Linked DNA regions of Homo sapiens: region 1 is linked to region 2. Evidence: read pairs that join two places in POLR2A ChIA-PET (ENCODE). Cell type or tissue: GM12878. All regions are shown on one strand.

The links. Peaks named below come from ENCODE experiments on the same cell type or tissue, not always from the same donor. Only the 100,000 strongest peaks of a DNase experiment are listed, where the experiment ranks them.
Region 1: POLR2A ChIA-PET joins it to region 2 with 5 read pairs; 3 of 35 experiments call an interaction of 5 or more read pairs at or near these places.

The regions. Positions count from the first base shown.
Region 1 is chr2:61,977,535-61,980,034 of GRCh38, forward strand. All of the region lies in intron 1 of COMMD1 (copper metabolism domain containing 1), which reads left to right. Among named protein-coding and RNA genes, the nearest start is that of COMMD1, 73 kb to the left of the region's middle. In GM12878, no CTCF peak of the experiment used is centred here; a DNase peak (open chromatin) is centred at 1,197; H3K27ac peaks cover 498 bases.
Region 2 is chr2:62,312,871-62,315,370 of GRCh38, forward strand. No RefSeq gene overlaps it. Among named protein-coding and RNA genes, the nearest start is that of MIR5192, 110 kb to the left of the region's middle. RefSeq lists enhancers at 834-883, 944-1,043. In GM12878, no CTCF peak of the experiment used is centred here; a DNase peak (open chromatin) is centred at 1,131; H3K4me3 peaks cover 1,231 bases; H3K27ac peaks cover 2,262 bases.

The DNA of each region.
Region 1 (2,500 bases), 340 kb before region 2:
CGCCTGGCCAGTCTGCTAATTTTTAAAAATGCATTTGGAACCCAATTGTTTCTAAAGGTATTCTATGGTTTCTTTTTTGTAGAAGTATTTCCATTAGATCTGTATTATTGATGTATTACTACTAGGTAAAAATATAGAATTGTTTTGCTCTGATATTAAAGTTGACATTGGGCCCAGTGTGGTGGCTCATGCCTGTAATCCCAGCACTTTGGGAGGCCGAGACAGGCCGATCACTTGAGGCCCACAGTTTGAGACCAGCCTGGCCCATGTGGTGAAACCCCATCTCTACTAAAAATACAAAAATTAGCCCAGGGGGTGGTGGTGTGTGCCTGTAATCCCGGCTACTAAGGAGGCTGAGGCTCAAGAGTTGCTTGAACCTGGGAGGCAGAGGTTGCAGTGAGCCGAGATAGTGCTGCTGCACTCCAGTCTGGGCAACACAGGGAGATTCTGTCTGAAAAAAAAAAAAAAGTTGACATTGAGCCAGGCATGGTGGATCATTCCATATAGTCCCAGAGCTTTGAGAGGCTGACGCAGGAGGATCACTTGAGGCCAGGAGTTTGAGACCAGCCTGTGAAACATAGTGAAACCCCACCTCTAAAAAAATAAAGTTGACATTATTTGAAAGTATATTTATTGCTAGATGCCATTTATCCACGTTTGTTTGTTGTAATCACCAAGCCTTGTTTTGAAATACTACTCTAATAAACTAAAAGCTTAGTGGAAAAAGCTATGTTTTACCTACCAAAGAGTATCAGGAACTGACTTTCTGTGGTTTATTTTTAGTGCCAACTTTAAATACTCTTCAAGCAGCAAGAATAAATTAATGGTTGTACAAATGTGAAATTTTAGGGGACTTATTTGGGACTAAAAGACAGGCTTTGGGGTTGATTAATATCAAGGTTTTTTCCTTCAAATATTGAGCTCCCAATTTCAGTTACTTAATTAGCAATTTACTAAAAAATGGTATCATTATCTTGAGGTTCATTCTATTTATTTATTTTAAAATAACAGTCATTTTGCTCTTGAATCTGAACTGTAGGCAGTGCTAAGAGGAAAAGTTCCTCTCCTTAAGGTGTTTGCTTGACTAGGGGCTGAAGGATCTACTTCTAACATGTCTCATTCATCTGACTGGCAGTTTAATGCTTGCTATTGACTGGGAGCTCAGCCAAGACTGAGGGGTGAAGGACAGAGTTCTTTTGACATGGTTCTTCATAAGCTGTTTTTAGCACAGTGCCTAGGTTCTAAGAGAGACAAAGGGGAAGTTGTCAGTTTCCTAAGACTTGAGCCAGAAAATTGGCATAGCATCACTTCTGCTATAATTTTTTAAAATGTGGATGGATATTTTGATATAGGCATTCAATGTCTAATAATCATATCAGGGGAAATGGGATATCCATCACCTCAAGTATTTATCCTTTGTGTTAGAAACAATCAATTACACTCTTTTAGTTACTGTAAAATATACAATTAAATTATTACTGACTATAGCCACCCTGTCATGCTATCAAGTACTACGTCTTATTTATTCTTTCTATATTTTTGTACCCATTAGTGATCCCCACTTCCACTGCCCCCACCTCCCACTATCCTTCCCAGCCTCTGGTAACCATCTGTCTACCCTCTTTCTCCCTGAGTTCAATTGTTTTAATTTCTAGCTCCCACAAGTAAGTGAGAATAGGCCAGAATGTAATCCCAGCACTTTGGGAGGCTGAGGCGGGTGGATCACGAGGTCAGGGGTTCGAGATCAGCCTGTCCAACATGGTGAAACCCCGTCTCTACTAAAAATACAAAAATTAGCCAGGCATGGTGGCAGGTACCTGTAACCCCAGCTACTCAGGAGGCTGAGGCAGGAGAATCACTTGAACCTGGGAGGCAGAGATTGCAGTGAGCCGAGATCACGCCACTGCACTCTAGCCTGGGCAACAGAGCAAGACTCCATCTCAAAAAAACAAACTAAAAATAGAGCTAGCATATAATTCAGCAATCCCACTGCTAGGTATATTCCCAAAAGAAACAAAATCAGGATATCGAAGAGATATCTGCACTCCCATGTGAGCCACCGCGCCCGGCCTATTTTTAGTTTTTTGAGGAACTCCAAACTGTTTTCCATAGTGGTTGTACTAATTTACCTTCCCACCAACAGTGTACAAGGGTTCCCTTTTCTCTGTATCCTCACCAGAATTTGTTATTGCCTGTCTTTTGGATATAAGTCATTTTTTTTTTTTTATTATACTCTAAGTTTTAGGGTACATGTGCACATTGTGCAGGTTAGTTACATATGTATACATGTGCCATGCTGGTGCGCTGCACCCACTAATGTGTCATCTAGCATTAGGTATATCTCCCAATGCTATCCCTCCCCCCTCCCCCGACCCCACCACAGTCCCCAGAGTGTGATATTCCCCTTCCTGTGTCCATGTGATCTCATTGTTCAATTCCCACCTATGAGTGAGAATATGCGGTGTTTGGTTTTTTGTTCTTGCGATAGTTTACTGAGAAT
Region 2 (2,500 bases):
AAGCGATCCTCCCACCTTGGCCCCCAAAAGTGCTGGGATTATAGGTGTGAGCCTCTGTGGCTGGCCCTCTAACAAGTTTAAAAACAACTAAAACTAAACATTTATTAAGCATTACGTTAATCAAATATAATTTAACATTAATTAAACATTAATTAAGGATAACACTAATTTAACTATTTTTTAAAGGAAGAAAATTATTAGGACAAAATGGAAGTAAAGGGGTAAAGGGAAGCACACAGGTAAATGTAAGTTATTGTTGATATTTTAGGCCAGGTGCAGTGGCTCATGCCTGTAATCCCAGCATTTGGGAGGCCAAGGCTGGTAGATCACTTGAGCCCAGGAGTTTGAGACCAGCCTGGGCAACACAGGGAGACCTCGTCTCTACAAAAATAATAAAAATTTAAAAAATTAGTTGAGCTTGGTGCACCTGTTACAGGTGCACCTATAGTCCCAGCTATAGCTACTTGAGGTGGGAGGATCACCTGAACCTGAAGAGGTCAAGGTTGCAGTGAGCCGTGATTGTGCCACTCCCCTTGGTACCAGTGAAACCCTGTCTCAAAAAAAAAAAAATTAGATCTTGGGTTGACAGATGTGTTCACAGGTGTTCAGATACATATAATTTTGAAATAAATTAATAAAATAAAAGAAAGCCATGCTAGGAAAAAAGGAAATATCAATGGTCAAGTTGCTAGGCTGTATGCCATGAAGAGCAGTTAGTCAAAGAGAATCACCTTTTCAGATGTGCCCTATCGCCCACCAGCCAGTAGTGGACAGCTCCCTGTCATGGGATAACCTGGCTGTGCTTCTCCTGGAACTTGGGCCTTACCATCTGGGAGTCCCCATTTAGTTGAGAAGCTGCAGAGGGAGTTTATTTCTGTGGCCTTGTAATGGGGCACACCTTCTGTTTGGGGGGGAAGTTCCCTCCTGTTCCAGGGAGATCATGAAGCAGCAGCTGCGTTGGCAAGGGCAGAGAAGATGTCCTAGTGATGGCTATTAAGGGGTCCCTCCCTTGCAGAAAAGGATTAGTGTCCAGCTAGCAGAGAAACACTTGCCAGGTACTTAATAGGTTCTATTTGATGGTAGTAGAAGCTCTCCCCAACACACATGCCCACTCAGCCAGGGAGAAGGTAGCAGGAAGGAAGGAGGCCCCCTGAGTATTGTGACCACAGAGATAGCCTGCCCCTGCAACCACACCCACACACTGAGGTTTCACCAGGGTGTAGGGGAGTGGTGGTTAAAAGACAAGAGAAGAGTCAGATACTATTATCTCCAAGTTTTGCTCCAAAATATGAGCTCTGAAAGTGAACGTGAGGACCCATTTCCATCTGTCCCCTACCCCATTCTACTCCCAGGTATAAGTTGCTTACCAAGATGAATAATGAGGGTTCTTTACAGCTTGTAAAATACTTTTTTAAAACATCATCACATTTGGTCCTCCTTAAAAAAAACCCAGTGGGGGTGGTTATCGTGCTTACCTTTATTTTTTAGATGAAAAAAAAAACTGAGGCTTGGAGAGGATCAGCGACTTGTCTAAGGTGATAGACTTGGAGGCAGAGATGAGAGGAAGGCTTCTGACTCCCTCTTATGCCATGTTCCCAGAGGGAGTGCCCAAAAACATGCTGTCTCAGCAGGAAGCAGCCACTACCCAAAAGCAGAATGGGAGGAAAGGAACAGGGGCCACATTTGGTCCTTACTAGCCAGTGCAGAAATGATGGTACTGGAAGGAGATATTTAGAGAGTGGCCCTTCTGTCACCTGATCCAAAGGCCAGGAATTGAAGGAGCTATGTCCTAGAGCAGCAGAGTTCTGTTAATTTGTTGTCTGTGCCTTCTGTATAATATCACTTTGTGCCCCTGGATATGCTGTTTTCTCCAGTGAGTCTAGGGAAGGAACTCTGAGGGATCATTTCACTGTCACTAAAAAACAAAACAAAACAAAACAAAAAAAAGTTTAAAAGGGATGCTTCAAAGTTTGATGCTCTAGTTGTTTTTAATCAAGCAGGGATTGCTCATTGTAAAAGTAATTTGGGATAATATAATCAAATAAAAAGTAGAAAAAAGAGTCACACCACCCAGGGATAATCACTTGTCCATCACCAACTTATCCCTGGCAGGGAATCTGCAGACAACATAGCACTGTTACCTCCCTTTGAGGCCTCAAATAATTTCTAACAGAAAGAGGCTGTTTTTGCTTAGGATGCAGATGAATAAAGAACAGAACTCCTCAGGCCGGGTGCAGTGGCTCACGCCTGTAATCCCAGCACTTTGGGAGGCCGAGGCAGGTGGATCACAAGGTCAGGAGATCGAGACCATCCCGGCTAACACGGTGAAACCCCGTCTCTACTAAAAATATAAAAAATTAGCTGGGCATGGTGGCGGGCGCCTGTAGTCCAAGCTACTTGGGAGGCTGAGGCAGGAGAATGGCATGAACCCGGGAGGCGGAGCTTGCAGTGAGCTGAGATCGTGCCACTGCACTCCAGCCTGGGTGACAGAGCAAGACTC